4 separate regions of the Mus musculus genome follow, and regions 1, 2 and 3 are each linked to region 4. Evidence: chromatin loops called from intact Hi-C (ENCODE). Cell type or tissue: left cerebral cortex. All regions are shown on one strand.

What was found. Peaks named below come from ENCODE experiments on the same cell type or tissue, not always from the same donor. Only the 100,000 strongest peaks of a DNase experiment are listed, where the experiment ranks them.
Region 1: it touches region 4 in a loop (2.2-fold over the local background); 4 of 42 quality-filtered maps call a loop at or near these places.
Region 2: it touches region 4 in a loop (5-fold over the local background); 5 of 42 quality-filtered maps call a loop at or near these places.
Region 3: it touches region 4 in a loop (2.7-fold over the local background); 24 of 42 quality-filtered maps call a loop at or near these places.

The regions. Positions count from the first base shown.
Region 1 is chr13:95,999,847-96,004,846 of GRCm38, reverse strand. All of the region lies in intron 4 of Sv2c (synaptic vesicle glycoprotein 2c), which reads left to right. LOC115488229 (a small nucleolar RNA gene) reads right to left here and starts at 1,807; the gene lies at 1,665-1,807. In left cerebral cortex, a CTCF peak has its summit at 2,242 (motif pointing left); a DNase peak (open chromatin) is centred at 2,230.
Region 2 is chr13:96,128,882-96,133,881 of GRCm38, reverse strand. It overlaps Sv2c (synaptic vesicle glycoprotein 2c), which reads left to right and starts at 1,305. Exons shown (of 13, transcript NM_029210.1): 1 at 1,305-1,434. It overlaps Gm29543 (predicted gene 29543), which reads right to left and starts at 1,157. Exons shown (of 2, transcript NR_167969.1): 1 at 1,103-1,157; 2 at 1-522. In left cerebral cortex, no CTCF peak of the experiment used is centred here; DNase peaks (open chromatin) are centred at 2,535, 2,595, 2,648, 3,124 and 5 more places; H3K4me3 peaks cover 2,801 bases.
Region 3 is chr13:96,028,396-96,033,395 of GRCm38, reverse strand. Sv2c (synaptic vesicle glycoprotein 2c) reads left to right here. Exons shown (of 13, transcript NM_029210.1): 4 at 2,762-2,913. Among named protein-coding and RNA genes, the nearest start is that of Sv2c, 100 kb to the left of the region's middle. In left cerebral cortex, a CTCF peak has its summit at 2,555 (motif pointing left); a DNase peak (open chromatin) is centred at 2,552.
Region 4 is chr13:96,385,514-96,390,513 of GRCm38, reverse strand. It overlaps Poc5 (POC5 centriolar protein), which reads right to left and starts at 2,220. Exons shown (of 13, transcript NM_026173.3): 1 at 1,983-2,220; 2 at 152-291. In left cerebral cortex, no CTCF peak of the experiment used is centred here; a DNase peak (open chromatin) is centred at 2,293; H3K4me3 peaks cover 1,444 bases; H3K27ac peaks cover 1,041 bases.

The DNA.
Region 1 (5,000 bases), 390 kb after region 4:
GGCCCTTTCACACATCCCAACCGTTTGCAGATGGCATAGATTTTGGAATGGGTTGATTCAGAGCCCTGGGTCTGGCCTGGGTGGTAGCTGAGCTGATCAGTCAGCTCTCCCTTACCTGCCACCAGGTTGAGCGCTCCAGTCCTGCTCTGGCTAGGCCACCCAGTGCCTCCATCAGCAGAAGGCAGGGGCAGCTCTCCCTCTCTCATGCCCTTGGGCCAACTCAGCTTCACCTGTGCCTCCAGAGCCAGCTCCACTGTGCTGCCCCATCAAGGTCCAAGGCTCACTCTCTCAAGTGCTGCAGCCTGTGAGGGGCTGGGACAGCTCTCTCACTCCCACACCCTCAGGCCCAGCTCACACAATCCTTCACCATCAGGGCCAGCTCTACTGTATTGCCCAGGGGAGGTGCAGGGCTCTCTCCAAAGTGCCTCAGCCAATGATGGGACAGGGCTAGATCTCCCACCCTCATGACCCCAGGGTTAGCACTCGCAGCTACTGCAGGTGGCAGGGGGGCATCACCCCTGTACCCATGACACCTCATGCCAGATGAGTGGTGGCAGCAGAGCCAGCTCTCCCATACTCTTGCCCTCTGGGCTGGCTCACCTATGCTCCCTCCACCAGAGCCAGTTCTACTGTGCCTCCCAGACAAGGTGCAAGGCCTGCTGTCCCGAGTGCTGCAACCAGCAAGGGGCAGGGCCAGCTCTCCTGCTCTTATAACCCTGGGGCCAGCTCTCCTAACTGCTGCAGCTGGTGAGGGGCAAGGAAGTTAATACCCATACTGCCTCACAGCAGATGAGTCTCAGGGCCAAACAGCTCTTCTGAGCTCTTGTCTTTGGGGCTGGCTCACCTGGGCATCCTGCCACCAGGGTCAGCTCTGCTGTGCTGTCCAAGTGCTGCAGCTAATGAGGGGCAGGGCTATCTCCCCTGAGCTCCTGAACCTGTGGGCAGCTTTCCCAACCACTGGAGGCTGGGGGTAGGGGTCTCATCTCTGTACCCATGCCGCCCCAGGGCAGACAAGTGGCAGGATCAGTGCTCCCACACGCATGACCTCAGGGCAGGCTTAGCCACATCACCAGGACCAGCTCCACTGTGCTGCCTGGGTGAGGTGCAGGCCTTGCTCTCCCAAGTACTGCTGCCTGGTGAGGGATGGGGCCAAGCGCTATAGCCAGTAATGGGTGGGGTCAGTTATGCACAGCCTCAGCCCTGACCAAAGACATCCCTGTGTTCTTTAGTGGTGATATGAATCAGGGACATCTAAACTGACCCCTGCCACCATGGACCCAGTGGCAGGTTAGCTGGGACCTCACCATGGCCCAGGTGCCAGGGCTGGGCAGTCCTAACATCTGCTCACTCCGGAGTCTCCAGTTCCATCTCTCTTCATAATACCCAAGATGCTCCTCTTCCACATTCTCTCCCATCTGACTACCACAAACTCGCACGGCATGATGGCGCCAGCTGCAGGCTGACCACGCAGCTGGCGCGCCACTGGGTGACATCCTCCATCCGCGCTGCTAGGTGTGACAGCAAGCAGGTGTCTATGGCCTTCCTGTGCCATGCTCTGGAGGGCAGCTCTGTGGGTGGCATGACAGTCCACAATTCTCTGTCTGTCTTCCTTCTCCTGCACTGTGCTGCCTGGATTTTTCTGATCTGATCTGATGACTTGATTTTTATGAGTCCCAGGCATAAGACAGCTTTGGCTACCAAGCCAGGCATCAAGCTAGGATGAACAAAGGACTCTCATCTGCTCTGCCCCTGGGTGATATAAGAAGAACACTACCAACAAGGTGTACTGTTGCATATTACTGGAGATATGTGCGTATGTATGTATGTATGTATGGATGGATGTATGTATGGATGGATAGATAGATCATGCAAAAAAGTATCTGCAGGCATTTCTCCTGACAGTGTACACTTGGCCTTTAGAGTTCCAGAAGGAAGGTGGATCCCAGGCCTCAGAGCTGGAAGGTGTGTAAGATGGCAGCAGCTGACTTAGCACAGAGACTGGGGAAATGATGGCAAACCAGAGGAGACAGGGAAATCAATCACGGCAGCATTCCTAGCCCTGAGTTTTCACATTTAGATCCGCAGAGCCTGACCTACTTTGAAGGACCCCCTCAGGCTTACAAGTAAAAGCTATCAAGAGGAGGCTTTTAGTGAACCTAAAGACTGGGGGGGGGGGTGAGGGGGGGCGCTAGTCTTGTGAGCTCAGGGTGCCCTCCAGTGTTGGTTAAAGCTCATCACAATTACTGTTCCTTAAAACTCCCTGCAGGGATGCGCACCACTTAGCCTTCCTTGCAGGTCTTGTCTCAGACTCAACTTTATCAGAAGCTCTCTGTTGTAACTACTGAACATTCTACCCATTCGGGGCCTCCTGGGGTATTTAAAACACATTTGGATTTGCTCCTGTGTAGACTTGAGTTCTTAGGGAAAGGAACACAGGTTTGGTTTTTTGTTTCTTTGTTTGTTTGTTTTTGGTTTTGTTTGTTTTTTTTGTTTTTTGTTTTGTTTTGTTTTTCACAGCGGGAATCCTTTTTGTTTGGTCAGTTGTTTTTTCTTTTTCCTTTTTTCTCCTCACCCTCATGTGTGACCCAGGCTCGGCTACTCAACCCAAAGTGCTCTGGAAATCAGTGTGGCACTCAAGCTGGCCCCAAAAGGGGATCCTCCTGCCTCGCCTTCTTAAACTCTGAGATTACAGAGCTCAGCCACTGTGGTAGCTTGCCCAGGACAAAGTTTGCTTGCTCTTAGAGCTTTTCAGATCTGCATCCCCTCCCCTCCCACACAAGGTCAAGGCGCTTCTCTTTCAGACCTTCCCAGAGACAACAAATGCTTCCTCATGAGGATTTACTGCCCTCTAAAACTGCACTTGAACTTCTGCCCACCTCCGGCCACTGAACGGCGCCCAACACCTTACCTTTTCTTCTCCAGTCTTTTTCCATCTGTGTCCATATCAAAGTGTGCCTCCCATTTGTGTTTTACTTAGGCTGGCTGTCAAACCAGGCATGCGAAACACTCAGAAACCTGCACAGGTTCTGAAGTACCCCAGACTTCACAAACTACCAGATTAAGGAAAGACATCCCTTTCTTATTGGGTAATCTTGCCAACTAATACATAATTTTGCTCACTCATCTTCACACTCACAGCTGCTGCTGAAATGAAATATTCTATGTGGCTCATGTGGCTCATGTGGTGTGTGTGTGTGTGTGTGTGCACGCGCGCGCGCACGTGCGTGCGTGTGTGTGTGTGTGTGTGTATGTGTGTACGTGTACAATGTGTGATGAATTGTGCATTGACTGAAGATGAAGTGGGGGAAGAGGGGTCCTCTTGAATAATCGTAGGCACCTCATGGAGCACTAGCTGGAAGAAAGGGAGTCTTGACTGTGAGGAAGGAGCCTTGGGGGTCAGGCCCATCAGCTCTGGCTAGCAGGACAGCTTCAGCTAGCCCTTGCAGAGAAGAGAGGTCAGTATGAGAGTTCCCTCGATTAAAATAAGCATAGAATGGCCCAGCTATTCTATTTCTGGATGGACCACAAGGAACTGAGAGCAGAGGCCCAAAGAGAGGTTCCTTTACTATGTTCATAGCAGCGTCATTCGTTGTAGCCAGAAGAGAGACACAACCCCAAAGTCCTGTGTGCGTGCATCTGCGTGTGTGTCTGTGTTTGCGTCCCGGCAGATGAGCAGATTGCGCATGTTCACATGTGGAACATTATTTGCAGTATACAGAAAGGGTGCTCTGAGATCTACTACAGCGCAGAGGACCCTAGAGACTGTGCTAAGTGAAGTAACTTGGGCAAGAAGGCTTGCATGGTCCCACTTATATGAAGTGTCATGAGTAAGCAAATCCATGCAGACAGGAAGTGGAAAAAAAAGGTTACCAGGGGCTGAGGATAGTAAAGCAGACACACTTTCAGGTATAGGAAACAATTCTGAGGATGGGCAGTGGAAATGTTAGACTTGTAGTGACATTGAATTTCACACACAGAGATGGCTTAAATGGGAAACAGATCCACTCTACAGATCCACAGTGAGAATAAAGCAAAGCAGCGAGTGAGCTCCTCACCCAGGACAGATAAATTTATAGCCAATACAACATTAACGAAGTCTAACGTACAAAGAAACACGTTTGTATAGGAAGGGGATGCAGGGTCTCCTACACATCTTTCCCCTTGCCTCCATTTGAAAACACAGCATCTTTAAGACCCATTTGCACAGTGGATAGGCCTAGAGTTGTTTTCTCCGACTATTGATATCTTAGTCTGGTCGTTCTTGCTCAGGGCGCATGATAGAGATATCATACATTGAATTTTCCACAGCATACCTGGCCTTACTCATTGGATGTCAAAAGACACCCTTCTTCCCCAAGGTTATGGCTATCAAAAATGTCTCCAAACATTGCCAGACATCTCCTGGGCTACAGTTAACAGACTTAGCAAATGCAAGATGCTTGGTTAAATGTTAATTTCAGATAAGTAACGGTTTCTTGTATAAGCATATCTAAAATATTGCATAACAAATATTTACGCTGCCTTTTTCCACTTAAAAGAAAATTAGGGGCTGGCGAGTTGCCCCAGGAGTTAAGAGCATATACTGCACTTGCTGTGGAACCCAGCTTGGTTCCAAGGGAGTTGTGAACTCCCTGTCAGGTAGCTCACAATGACCTGTGTCTCCATCTGATGCCTCTGTGGGTACCTGCACTCAGGTGCAAACACATATACAGAAAGAGAAGGGGGAGGGAAGAAGAGAGGGTGAGAGGGAGAGAGGAAAAAAGGAGAGAGAGCTTTCAATTTGAATTTTTTTAAATTTAAACAATATCCTGGATTTTATCTGCCCACCCTATCAGGATTGTTGGTATACAAAACAAGATGACATAACAATATCTGGCACACAGTGGGTGGATTTTTAAAACTCTAAGAGCCTCAATTCTGCTCCACCCATCTCTACCCAGGCCTCTGGTTCTTTTCCAATACTGCCATCATTCAGGTGGCCTGGCCTGAGGATAAAGGAG
Region 2 (5,000 bases), 260 kb after region 4:
CGAGAGCCTCCAGACCGCCTGGATCTCTGAAGAGCCCGGCTGCTCTTCTCCAGCAACACAAACATTTACATGCATTGTTTACTTATGTATCGGCACAGCCAAGCATTTAGCCACCTATTCAATCTTTCAGGCTATTTACTCTCGCATGAACTCATCCAGGGAGAGATTGTGTGAGAGATCTACCCACTGCAGCTCCCACCAGCGCCTCGCTTTGTCTCGCTCCTCGGGGTTACCATTACAAGGGTAATGATTGCGCGGCGGGCACCTGCCGGGGGTCGGGGAGCTTCCAAAGTACACGAGTTTCACGAGAGCTCGGAGCTGGTAGGGTCTACTTTATGAGGATGTCTGGCTTCCCACTTTGTCCCTTCCGATGAGCGGATGGGTAACAGGATGACGCTCTGCCCTGCCAAGACGGAGTAGATACTTGGGTGTGGTCTCTCCAGGATGAGTTCCAGTTGGTATAGTCCAGCCCCAGCGCTAAGGTGAGGCTAAGGTTGCCGTTTCTCACCCTCTAAGGCATTCCTGAGAACAAGAGCAATATTCTCACCTCTCTCTCTCTCTCTCTCTCTCTCTCTCTCTCTCTCTCTCTCTCTCTCTCTCCTATTAAAAATGCTAGAAATCCCCCCACCCGGAGTTCCGGCTGCTCCCTGGCCCTCCCTGGTTTAGGGACACATACACACATCCCGCACGTGGAGTTCCTTCCGCTACACCCCAAGTTTTGTCTCGTGTGCTAGCATGGAGATTGGGGGGTAGGCGGGGGTGATCAGCTACTCCTGACTTACGGAAAGCCTAGTCAAAATTAACCAGTTCCAGGCTCAGAAACAGAACAAAAGCCCTCCTTCCCGAGGCACTGGCCTCCAGCAATCAACAATTTCCTTGTGCTTTGATGGACCCGACCCAAGGGGCTGCCAAACGAGCAGCGCACAGTCACACTCGGTGACTAATTCAGCACGGGTGCCTTATCGACGCCCCCCACCCCGCCTCCTCCTCCTGCTACAAACTGAGCTCTGACTTCTCCAAAAGTACCTGCCACTTGGAGCCAACCCCCACCGCACCCCTCCCCACCCCCGACCCGAACCGCAGCAACACCTCCGCATCATACCGGGAGCTCGCCCAGCCTTGCACAGCGCCCTCCTCCCCCGCGCGCCGTAACCCCCTCCCTGCGCATCGCTTGTACTCTAGCCACGCCGCCGCCCGCCACTGCAGCACCGAAGGGAGGAGGCGAAGGAGGAGGACCGCAGCGTGGCCGCCGGGAGCCACTTTCCCGCCCCTCCTCTCGCTGCCGACTAGCTCAAAGGAGTCACCACTGCGCGCGCTGCAGGAGAGAGTGGCAGACCGAGGCGGCCCCGGGCTGCAAGCGGAGGGGTGCTCGCAAGGCGACGGCTGCAGTGCAGAGCGGTGGCTCAGGGCAGGGGGTCCCCGGCGCCTGAAACGGTGAGTAAGGAGTCCCCCGCAACCGTGGCAAGGGCTCGTTCCGTGCTAGGTTTTTCTTCTGTGCCGGGAGACCCAGCGTTGTAACCAGAGAACTTTTTGCAGCCTTCCAGAAGCGCAACTAGCGCAACTTTGCCAGCTCTGGCCCGGGAAAAGCGGCTGCAGGTGAGGCAGGCTGCCCGCTGGGTACCTGTGTTGGGATGGCAAGCAGGAAATCTCACTGAGGCAGTCGAGTGGCCCCGGGTTTACTAGGCAGAGGCAGGTTAAAGGTGCGCTATGTTCGGGATTCAAGGGCAGGTGGGTGGGCAGCTGCAGGCATCTCCCGACTTCTTTGGGGGCGCAGGGGTGGGGGAGTTTCAGGGAGGGCTGGAGAGACTATTCAAAACAGGCAGCCGGGAGCGCCCACTATCAGCGAGCCATCCCCGCAGCCTCTGGCTCAACTTTTTCTGCGGGGAACCCTCTGCAGATGTGCAGAAGTGGTTGGAAAGCACGGGGAGCCGCAGTCGGCTCTGCGGGAGGCTAGCAGAAAACCCGTCAATTTTCAAACTCTTACACACACACACACACACACACACACACACACACACACACACACACACAAGCTGAAAGCAGGAAAGCCTGCTGTGGCCCTTTGTAAGAATCAACACTTCTCCAACACTGCACCTCTATTGAGCAAAACCCTATCGAGCGTCCACTATGCGCCTAGGGGCGCAGCGAAGCGCATCTAAGAGTGAGGATTTCTTAGGAGAGGGACTGTCCCCAATGATGATGATGATGATGATGATGATGATGATGATGATGATGATGATGATGGCAGCAACAATTACTACCGAGGTATCTAATTTAAGGACAAGAGGAAATGGGCGACAGGTCACCATCTTCTCTTGGTGGACTTTTCCTCTCCAACTGGGCTCTAGAATCGAGAATACTTTCTCCCGCGAACTGGAACGCCTCTGGCCAGGAAGGAAAGAAAGATTTTAGAATGCCGGGATGAACTTGGCTGGGGAAGCCAGCACCCCACCTCAGATACAAGGAGCATCTCTGTGGGCGTGCGGGAACCTCAGTCCGCCACGCGCGGGGGCGGAGAGGGAGGAGCTGAGTCACCAGCTCTGGAAGTACCGCCTGGACCATGGGAGCGGGGGGGGGGGGGCGCTCGCGTCACCCTCTACGTGTGGGCGTGATGCAAATACAGCCCCGCAAGGGGAGGGCGCGGTGGAGGGAGGGCTAGGAGACCCAGCCTGTCTGGGAGCGCGCGCGTGTGTGCGTCAAAGGCTCCGGAGTGATGGATGCCCTGTGGCGCGCCCTGTGCAGACGGCAGCGACTGGAGGGACTCGGGTGGGAGGATAGACTGCGGCAGGGGTGGCAGGGGATGCCGGGCAATACAGAGGCTGCAGGCAGGCAAAGAGCTCCGCAGTGTGCCGCAGTGGTAGCACTGGGAAGGCGTCGTCTCAGCAACCAGGATTCCCCCGGGTGCCCAGACATCTTTTAAGTCTCTGAGGGATGCCCAGATGTTCCTTTCTCCCGTCAGACTCCCTTCCTTCCTGCATAGCTGATTGACTAAGAAAACGGGCGGGGAGGGGGGCGCTTTTCAGTTTACTTTTTGTCCTTAGCAGGAGTAAGACAGTTCTTTCAGAGTCCATTCATTTTATGTTAGCAAGCTTCCTAGTGCTCAGGCCAATTTTTCAAGCAAATGCTTTCTTGGTTGAGTTCCTCAGGTTCTCTAAAGCCAATCCTTTCCTAAGGCTTTTGGCAGAGGCCTGGCATCTAAGTGGGATTTGAGAAAGGCTTAGAAAAAAAAGTGGCGCTTTGGTTTTTTAAACCATAAAAATTCGTGTTGAAAGTACTGTTGGCTGATCTTGGACTCCCTGACAGAATATTAAAAATCCCATCTTTTTTTTTTTAATTTAAAATACATTCTGGGAAGCCTATAGCAAATGCCTTGACTGAATGAGCCCAAAATTTGTAGTATGTGAGACAAAAGGAATAAGGGAGATGGACTAGCAGGGAAGAAAGTGGAGTGGGAGAGTAGTAGTGACCAAGAAACCCAAGCAAAGATCTGGCTCCCTATTTCTCCAAAGATGGTCATTGGCCGCTAGAATTTTAGCTGCTGGCTTTCATCCTCCACAGCAAAGAACAGTGAAAACCAGCCCTTGGAGGGCTTCATTTCCTCAGCGTTGTGATCAGACAGCCTTGGAAGCACAAGAAAGGATGAAATAAACACCTTCCAGGAAAAAGAAAAAGAAAATAGTTTTCTTTAAAAAAAAAATGTATGGAGACTTCCTACATCGTTTCTTTAATGCAATTTGGTGCTCAGTGTCGACACACGCCGACAACAGTCCTTCCCTGATACTCTAAACGCAAATGTCATTAGCTGCTGTCTGGAGAAGGCAGGCTCAGTCGGAAGGGTCTGGAGGACATCTGGCTGCTTTTGGGTGATGTAGTGGAGAAATACATTTGTCTTCACGGCTCTACGACAGGGAAATTCACTTCTCTGGCCTCACCAAAAGATTAACCTAAGAAATTTTAGGTAAAAATGGTGATTGTTCTATTATGTTTCTTAAATGTGAATGATGCTTCAGAGAGCAAGATGCAGTTCCCAGCCTCAGGGTGATTACTGAAAAGATGCCATACTGTGCCGCATGTCACATGATCGCCAGAAAACCCATTGTCTTATGACTAGGAATGTGAGCGCTCATTCTGAAATGAGTTTGTTGAAGACTATTTTATGAATAAAAGCATCCGATTTGTCAGTGTGTCATCGTGGGCAGCTCAGTCTTGTTCATCTTAAGACACCTAACAGTAGATTTCTTGGGATGGTGAAATTGAAACGGCTCTCTAGAGTCTGTTCAGTTGCTTTAGGGGAGAAACTTCAATCCACCGGTGTGTTTTCCTGGTTCTGTTTGTTGGGCTTTCTATCTGACACAGGTTCACAGAGCACATACTTGTTTAAATTCATCCTTTAGATTAGGTTTGATTGCAAGCATAAGGGGCAGCTCTCTTCCCTCTCTCCCTCCTCAATTGTATACAGTTTTCACCCATGGCTACATTTTTTTCTTTGCTTTTTAAATTTTCTTTTTCTTGAGAATCCAGTATAAAATTTTGCAGCAGATTGAATTAGGAGGGTCTTCCTTGAGACAGCTGAGAGCACCAAGAGGCTGAAATTACTGTTTAACCCTTGCTGAAAATGTCTTCATGCTATGTGAAGCTGCCATTTGGCTTTATCACAGTCCCCGCACATCGAGGGCCAGTTTGTAATCATTGCCTATCATGGCAGCTTACACTGTTGGGCAAATTGACCAACATAAAGCAAACAAACAGATCGGCTGAGTTGGGTAGTTTGCTCTTTCCTGGTTCTAAAATCTTCCATGCCAAGAAATAGAAAGATAGGTGACATATATTTTAAATTTGAATTAAAAAAATAGACTATAGAAATATTTTATTAACTCGTTGGCTACTAAATGAAGCTCTGTTTTTGTAGAGAAAGTGCTCCATTGAATTCTATATTGTGCCTTTTAGGGTATGTGTAGCCTAATTCCAATTAATCAATGTTCAAGGCTTGAATTTTTTAG
Region 3 (5,000 bases), 360 kb after region 4:
GACCTCAAGCTGTACTACAGAGCAATTGTGATTTAAAAAAAAAAATGGTATTGGTACAGTGACAGGCAGGTAGACCAATGGAATAGAATTGAAGACCTTGAAATGAACCCACACACCTATGGTCACTTAATCTTTGACAAAGAAGCTAAAACCATCCAGTGGAAAAAAGACAGCATTTTCAACAAGTGGTGCTGGCTCAACTGGCTGTTGGCATGTAGAAGAATGCAAATCAATCCATTCTTATATCCTTGTACAAAGCTCAAGTCCAAGTAGATCAAAGACCTCCACCTCAAACCAGATACACTGAAAATAGTAGAAGAGAAAGTGGTGAAGAGCCTCTAGCACACAGACTCAGGGGAAATTTTCCTGAACTGAACACCAATAGCCTATGCTCTAAGATCAAGAATTGACAAATGGGACCTCATAAAATTGCAAATCTTCTTTAAGGCAAAGGGCACTGTCAATAGGACAAAAAGGCAACCAACAGATTGGGAAAAGATCTTTACCAATCCTACATCCAATACAGGGCTAATATCCAATATATACAAAGAACTCAAGAAGTTAGACTCCAGAGAACCAAATAACCCTATTAAAAATGGGGTACAGAGCTGGGCGTGGTGGTGCACACCTTTAATCCCAGCACTCGAGAGGCAGAGGCAGGCGGATTTCTGAGTTTGAGGCCAGCCTGGTCTACAAAGTGAGTTTCAGGACAGCCAGGGCTATACAGAGAAACCCTGACTTGAAAAAAATGGGGTACAGAGGTAAACAAAGAGTTCCCAACTGAGGAATACCAAGTAGCTGAGAAGCACCTATAGAAATGTTCAACATCCTTAGTCTTCAGGGAAATACAAATCAAAACAACCCTGAGATTCCACTTCACACCAGTCAGAATGGCTAAGATCAAAAACTCAGGGAGGGAGGGAGGGAGGGAGGGAGGGAGGGAGGGAGGGAGGGAGGGAGGGAGGGAGGGAGGGAGGGAGGCAGGAAGGAAGGAAGGAAAGACATTCTATGGCTCATTGTGAATATATGTTTATAACACACATAATATGTTATGTACACCAAATACATAATGTATACGAAAAATATTTATAGAAACAAAGGTTTTATAAAATGGACTTATGCCTTTCCTTATTCCTTGAGTTTCAATCAAATATTTTCATCTCCAACAAATTTTCTAAGATGCTATATAGATTATGAAATTGATTTCACGGCTCATAGACTGAATACGCTGCCCTGCACTGTCTGTCGTGTCCACTCGAGGATGACCACAGCATCATCGTGAGTGGGCTCAGATGCTTAACATGGCGCCTAATTTTGACCTCCTAGTTTACACAGAGCATTACGCATTCTGTGGTTCATTCGTTCAGGTCAATTTGCTATGAAATGACCTTTCCTTAAATTGCATTAGCTGAAGGTATGACTAATAGTCCTTTATTGTATATAAGACTCAACAAAAACTAGTTGTTGCATGGACAGCACGTTTTACTCTTTGACATCACATCATTTGAAATGCCAATAGCAATTTACCTTGTGGTACCATAAATGAAGGAGCACATACTTTGAGGCTGATCTCTAGGTGCTGGCTCTACACCCTGGTTATATCGTTTTTACACCTTTCTTCAACAATATGTTGAAGACAGTAATTTGAAGTGAAAATAAGTATGGTTTTCTGAAGCAATTGACCCAAAACTTAGGGTCAAGACTTTTGAAATTATGATGAAATCTAGGATTCGCCTACTAGCGCAGACAAAACTTTTAAGTGTGTAGCCTGTCATTTGAGAGCCCCTTGCATGAGTGGTCTACCCGCTAATCACAACAGATTTTCAAGTCAGCCGGCGGCTCCTTCCAGGGGGCTGGAGATACGGCTCAGTGGTTAGAAATGCTTACCGCTCTTCTAGAGAATCCAAGTTCAGCTCGAAGCACCTATATTGAGTGAGTGATTCAAAACCACCTGCCAGCTGAGGAGCTCTGACACCCTCTTCTGGTCTCCATGCATGGGTACCCATATACATGTACAAACACACACACACACACACACACACACACACACACACACACACACACTAAAAATATCTTTTTAAGTCAGAGGAATGAAACAAAAGATCATATGTAGAAACAACTACCCTGACCACCTGAAATATATTGTGCTCATTTGGTTTTAGTAGTGACTCTTAACCTTGTACTCATTGAGCCATCCTACCTCCTGGATAAAAGCTAGAACCAATCGAGGAGGTGAGCCTGTCATTTCTGTGTTTGCCAGCACATCACACCACCAAGCTGGAAGACCCTCTGCTGTGGGGTAGCAACAGGGACTGAAGATGGTGGACAGCGCTCTAGAGCTGTTTACAGCTGTGCCCAGAGTTCCCATCAGTCACATGGGTGAGACACACCACAGGGCTTCTCTGTTTTAATGAGTCAGTTAAGGTATTAGAAGCCACCAGATTGTTGTAATTTTTGGTAAATATCATGCAGACTATCAAACGCTGAGCATAAACAACGTCTGAGTTGCAAGCGAAGCTGTAAACCACATGAGTGGGGTTCCACTGCCACCTGCTGCCCACATGGCCTAATTGCAATCTCAAGTTTGGGTATGGCAAATGCCAAATGTCTGAATTCACCATAGACACACAGAAAAACCAGGTCGCTTGCTTGCAATGCCAGGAACGGGAGAGAATATGCTTTGTGAGTTTACTCTAGATTTGTCTCACCCGCCTTCACTGTCCCAGGCGCAGTCTCATGTGTCCTCTGCACTTCTTGACAGGATTGGAGGCGCCATTCCCACTGTGTTCTCCTACTTCGCTGAAGTCCTGGCCCGGGAGAAGCGGGGTGAGCACCTCAGTTGGCTCTGCATGTTCTGGATGATTGGCGGCATCTACGCCTCCGCCATGGCCTGGGCCATCATTCCCCACTACGGTAAGGTGACTTCCCTCTCTATTTGTTTCCTCTCTGTTCTGAGCTCTGGCTTTCATAACACTCCGGAGGTGGAAAGGTTTGTGTACAGTAAGGCTGTCACGTGGTTCTTTGGGCACATGGATGACAGTGAGACTCCTGTGCTATCCCTGCACAGTGCTTTCGGGTCACCCCATCACCGCCTTTCCCTTAGTTGGGACTCCTTCGGTCTAGCCCGTCTCTGACACTGTGTGCCTACATTCAGAGTCAGGTCCCACAGGTCTGACTCAGTCCTACACAACTGACCCAAGGCTTCAGATGCCAGATGTAAGTCCCTGCCTCCTGTGACTGACCAGCTAGAAGCCTGACCTTTCCCCCACACCCCTCCTCAGGTCCAATCAGTTTCTAGAATGGCTCACAGATCTCGGGGATACCTTAAATTCCAGTTTATTATCAAGGATGTCACAGATGGTACAGGTAAGGTGCGGATGAAGACATGTGGGGAGGGGAAGAGCTTCCATGCCTTCTCCAGCACCACCATCCTCCCCCCGCCCCCCTGCACTCCACGAGTTCCGCAGCCTGAAGCTTCATAGTTCATGGGCATGATCTGTTACTAACCCAGTCTTTAGCCAGAGAACGGTGTGCGTAATTGCGGTATGCCTTTCCGGTGACCAGCTCTACCCAGGAACCAATCAAAACTTATGTCATCTGTACAAAGACATTCCTATCACCTAGATAATTTCCTAGGATGTGGAGCTCCATGTCGTGAGCTGAGGATGAAGTCTCGCCTGTATTTGCTATTAAGAACCACAGATTATATTCAATGTTAATATTTTGGTGTGTGAAGCTCTCACTCATTTACTCGCTGTAGCTATGGAGCTGATCTGAGGTTGATTCCCACAACATTCAGGGGGGGACGCAGACCCTCCACAGGGTATTATCCAGAGAGACTACACCATCTGCCACCTGCAGATGACAGATGTTGTGTTATAGAGAGGTGACTTCCCATCACTCTTGAGCCGTCACACCTTTCAGATACACAGGGTGCCTGGTTTGGGGGCAGGAGCAAGAGTCCTGGCTCACAGATAGTGATCTACAACACATAAGCAACACTACCTAGCCGGACTCCCCAGAGGCTCAGTTTCTCCTCAGCATTCGCTGTTCCTGCTTCTGTGAGCAGTAGAGGCCATGACAGTCTCAGAAAATGCAAGTTTCACATTGTTACATTTATAAACACTGAGGTGCAGGAGTCAGGGGAAACCAGGGATCCAAGTCAATGTGCAAGGAAGAGGAAAGGAAACCAACACCCCCCCTCCCCCTCCCCCGCCCCTTTCCCTCTCCCGTATGTGTGCGCATGCGCACGTGTATGCACGCATGCGTGTGAATAGGCTGACATTTGAAAAGTAGAAATACTGTATAAATTAAAATTACAAGGGATGTAGCTCAGTGGCAGAGTGTTTGTCTGGCTTGTACGAGGAAGGCCCTGGATCCAAACTCCAGCATTGAAAACCAACAAACAAAACCAACACAACATATGGTCCACTCTTGGTTCTTTCCAAAAATATGATCAACGGAAACAAACTCGGTTTTTAAAAACCCCTTCCTTATTTTCTCGATAAAGCATAATTTTGTGAGGGTCTCGTCAGACATGCAGGTGGGTATTCTGAGACGCTATCCTTTGTTTCACTGCATTGAGTACAGAACTTGAGATGTCTCACTCTTTCCTTTGATAAGCCTAAAAGGTTATGTAAATGTCAAAATTATATTTAACAAGAACACAAAATCGAGACATGAATGGTCTTGGTCTGTAGAGAGCTTCCCTTTGCTGAGTGCTGAAGTTGTGAAGGATGTGTTAGCCCAAGTGGTGAGCTTTTCGTCTTTAGATTACAGCTGACCTCAGGACCTCAGGCGCCCTCAGGACCTCCGGTTGTAAGAGCAGCATTGAGTCCAGGCGCTTCCACCTCTCAACTCAGACCAACAAAAAGAAAGACACTTGAGATGTTACTCTGTGGGAACTAGAGGAGGAGAAAAGGAGATGCAAACATTGTGCAAAGTCTAACCCTACTCACTGTTGTTCCCAGAGCTACTGCTGGCCGGCCCACAGGCAGCCT
Region 4 (5,000 bases):
CAAGGGCTCTGAGGTGTGGCTCTGAGGCAGCTGTGCGACGGTGATGACAATGTGGGCTCATGACCAATGACCACTTAAACATCCAAGTGGGGACTACTGATGTGCTCAGATTTGTGTCCAGAGTAACTAGATGAAACATGCTACTACTCACCGAAGCAAGGACGGTAGCACAATGGAACTGGAAGGTCAGCAAGTTCAGTACCAGCTGTGCCGGCATGAGGTTGCCTCTGGAGCATCGGGTTTGTGGGCACGCAGGAGTCAGTATCCCTGGGCTCCTATGGATTTACTCATCTGTGGGCCAAAAGTATTTCTTAAAATCACATTGGTCTTGACATGCACAGACTTTTCTTATCGCCATCCCCTAGACAATTCTGTGCAATAACAACTTACCTAGCATTTATACTATATTAGGGTTCTATGTAAAGTGGACATAATTTAAAGTGTGAAGGGTGGTATATGTCATAGGCTACACTATGCCATTTTATATAGTTCTCTTGAACATCTGTAGATGTAGGCATCTGCAGGATCTGGGAATCAATCTGCTGAATTCTGTGGTTACAGAAGGATAGCGGTTATGTGACTACGTTGGCTACTCAGCACCCAGCTCCGAGCACTGGAATTCACAATGGCTAGGATGTGCCTTTGCCTGTATTACAAGCATAGGCTGGAGATTTAGACTGAGGAGGCATTGACCTCTTGGGGTAATACGAAAGAAATGGGGATGGATGGGATTCCCCATTGTGGTAAAAGAACTGCTATCCTGCAGACCAAACACAACTGCACACACTTTTAGAATATAAACATATGTATTTTCTAGAAGGATTTTTAGATTCAAACATGATTTCAAAGGAGTTCATAATCCTAACAGAGGACTGCTCTGAGAAGAGGAACCTAAAACTGCTAGCTTTTAAGGAACAGTGAAGTGTCAGGAGAAAGATGGGAGGCAGCCAGAACACCGGAATTGTGTGGAGAGCAGTATGAGGGTCACTGGCCAGAAGGGGGCAAGGAAGGCCCCCAGCATGCAGATCAGGAGGCTGCCTTGACACCCGTGACAGTTTCAGCTGCCCCTGGAGCAGGCCTCAATTATAGTTTGCTAAGAAAACAATTGAGATAAAGACACTGAAGAAGAAGGGAGAGATGCAGGGAAAACCACAGAATAGAAAGCCAGGGTGCAGCCAGAATTGTGCAAAGGGAATTTCTCTTTTATTCAGCATTGGTATGGTTCCAGAGGATAAGTAAACTAAGTCTGAGCTGTGACTGTCTTTCATTAAGCCATGCAGGGAAGATAAAATAGGCATGGATCTGCATCGAAGAATGAACACTTCACTAGTCTCAAATCAACCACTGTGGTAATTTGATCCGTTTTAATTTTAATTACATTTTCCCTTATGACTTGTTTGCAGACCTGGTAGGCAACCAGAGTTGGGAATTGTGGATTATTTTAGTAACAAATGAGCTGGTATGATCAGACGCCAAAATTGTTTCTTAAAAACATATTGCGGTCAGAAAGCGATCGGACTTTTGGAAAATACGTTATCTGCCATTTATCCCTGCTCTTTGCAAACAGGCAGGAGAAATAACGTGAGACGAAAACAGTAGCATTTCTTCAGTTTCTGGGTTCAGAAGAATGGTGCTTTAGAGGGTGACACGCACCATTCCACTACATTCTCGGCACTCTTTAACCTAAGCTGAAACCACAAGATACTTTGAATGCTTCTCTTTGCTACTGGTACAACTTAACTGAAAAGCGGACTCGGGGAATTCAAACGCAATCTCTAAGAGGCGGAGAACGAACCAACGTGTAGCTGGCCGCAAGGTGACTTCTCCCGTCTTAACTGCACGCAAAGAGAGGGCGAGCACCAGGCCCTTCCAAGTTTTCTTTCACCATCCTCCAATCCGGCCCCATTTAAATCTAATTCTTTCTTAATAAAAAACAACGTTCTGTTTGGCTATGTCCCCACGTCCTAAAGAACAGGACCTACTTAGTTCGCATCACTTGTGTCTTCTCTTTCTGGCACCTCCAGGGACGATGCTCCCAATCCTGCCAGGGAGGAACCGGCCTGGGCGCCGCCACCGGGATCCACCGTCTCGGCGAAACCTCGGCTCCTGACTCGCTGCGACAGACGGCGTCGCCGCCGCAACCAAAGCAAGCACAGCGGCTCCCCTAGCAGCCACTTGACAGTTTCAAACTGAGGGCCCTGATGAAAGACAGCCCTAACTATTGGTCCACAGCTTCAGCAATCTTAAACTTGATTGGTCCGTGGTAAGTGGGCGGAGCCCAAGGTATCTCCGCGGGACAAGCCGGAAGTAGGAGATTTACAGGCAAAAGCCGGCCCAGAGTTCCCAGAACAGAGCGCATGCTCGGTGCTGCTCTGTGCCTGAGGACTACTACGGGGCGGCACTGCAGACAAATTTAATTATCTTCGCAAATCTGTGAAAGCTGAGTGCTGTTTATTTTCAACAATGAGGATGACATAGGCATAAAGCCTCGAGATTTCGTTTCATGCACAGATAACAGGCCGCAAGGCCACTGGCCCGGCAGCTGCTCTCTTAAAAACACAAATGTCCGATGCCCTCTATTGATTTCTTTAGTTTTGGGTTAGGGAGTTTAACGAATAATGTAATTATGAGGATGAGGGTATAACAAACTGCCAGCCTAAGTTTTTTGTTTTTTGTTTGCTTGTTTGTTTGTTTTTGACTTGCAACTCCAGGGCATTTCCCTTGGTTTATTCTGTGTGGGGTATTCAAAAATTTAAACATAGATCCTAACTTTGGTGACATCTCAGCTAAAATAAAATACAGAAGGCTAAACAGGGAGAATCCAGTGTAATTCACTTCTAAATCCATAGCAACGTAATTTAATACTGTAAAATTGTTTACTATCACAGACCCAACAGATAATTCCCAAAGTAGCCCTTGGCAGCTACTTTAAACCAACATGACTGAGTCTAACCAGCCTAAGTTTTACTGATGACCTAACTGCTGTAAGCTGCAAACAGAAACTTTTGGTGGAATATCGCGACCTTAAAAGACAGAACACAATTACAACTTAAAACTTGGCTTTAGTAAGTACTCATTAACACCTTCGGTAATGCTACCCACATAATACGGTCTAGGGAGATAAAATGAGTTAATATATTAAAACAGACATTTCGGACCCCAGACTAGAAAAGAATAATCTGTTCGATCCCCCCCACCCCTTTTGTAACCTACATGATGTCACTTTCTTTTTTCTGTATACGGAAGTGGCACAGCTGCAGCCTCACCTACTTCTGTTTGTCAAGAGTTAGACTTTTATTATCTTTTAAAAGTTATGCTCTCTCTCTCTCTCTCTCTCTCTCTCTCTCTCTCTCTCTCTGTGTGTGTGTGTGTGTGTGTGTGTGTGTGTGTGTGTGTGGTGAGGGGAAATAGTCTCTATTTTCACCACGTGTGACCTGACTTGGGGGTTGAACGCAGGTCATAAGGCTTGGTGGTAAGTGCTTTTACCCATTGAGCCATTTCACTGGCTCTTATATTTGAATGATAACGAAGAAGATCACAAAAAATTTTTGTTGGCATTAGCTGTGTTGATTTCCTCCCCTAAGCTTATTTTAAAAGACAAATTACTACCACTAGAAATAATTTTATACTTCGTTCTAATAATTGTTGTTCAGTTGAATACTACATGGTGACCCTGTTGTGTTTTATAAAAGGAGCAGGGGTGGTGGTGGCAGAGGTGGTGGCAGGGGTGGTGGAAGGGAGCATTTCAACGGGCCCTGCCAAGGTGTCCCCCAGAACAACCAACCCATGTGACAGGCCAAGTATAAAAGGGAGTTTATTTGGGACCTGGGGGAGGGGGTAGAGGCAGAGAAAGGGGAACAGAGAGAGGAGAGAGGAAGAGGGGAAGAGGAGAAGAGGAGAGAGGCCAGCTGGGAACATGTGAGAGGGTGGGAGGGAGGGAAGGAAGGAAGGAAGGAAGGAAGGAAGGAAGGAAGGAAGGAGGGAGGGAGGGAGGGAGGAAGGAAGGAAGGAGGAAGGGAGGGAGGGAGGGAGGGGGAGGGGGAGAGAGAGAGAGAGAAAGAGAGAGAGAGAGCATTTGAAGCTAGGCTGGTACCTGGTTATTGCTAGGTAACTGTTGGGCAGAGCCTAGAGGAAATGCTAGCAGACCCCTGCCACTGTAATCCAGTTTTTTCTTCCTCATCTTTGTATGTGTGCTACTGTGTGTGGAGGCCAGAGGTCAATGTCAGGTGTCCTCTTCGGTTATACCACATCTTATTTTTTGAGACATGGTCTCTCACTGAAACGGGAGCTCATTGATTTGGCTCCTGTAGCTGGATAATGAACAACAGCTTGTGATGCAGGGATTTCAAAAGTAAAAACTGCACACGAATCGCATGGCTGGATGAGCATCGCGGGAGGCTGAACTGAATAGTTAGAGAAAGATTTGAGATTTTACGTCAAAGATAAATGATATATTTTTAGGTTTTCAGAAGAGATAAAAACAACTTGGAAGAAGGATGTGAAAGACCCACAACGTGAGGACTCTCCCACGTTCTGAATCAGGAGAGGCAACACCCCAAATCACTCACAAGAAACAATCTTGATGCAAACTGCAAGAGGATTTTTATCCCAAGAGCACTCTGGTACCCACAGTCATACACCACTCAGGGTTAGAGGACCGTGGGCCACAAGTGCAGAATTGTGACAGCTTTTATGGGGTTACAACAAAGAGCCCACATAGTGCCGGCCAATCGATTTGTACCACTCCATAATTTCTAGGCCAATCATTTTAAATCATCAAACCTGTGCCCCGAGGGTTTGGCCCAATCAGTTTTCTATGGCCCCGGTGGTTCACTTTTGCGTGGGTTCCTGGGCGGGGGAGGCAAAACGCAGTTTCGGTGTGTAATCTTTTCTTCTATGGTGCAAGCAGTTTACAGAAGCTAGATAATCGGTTAGTCAACTCTTTTCCTGTTATCTTACTAGGTCAGAATCATGGTATTCACAGAGAACAGGGCCCTGGA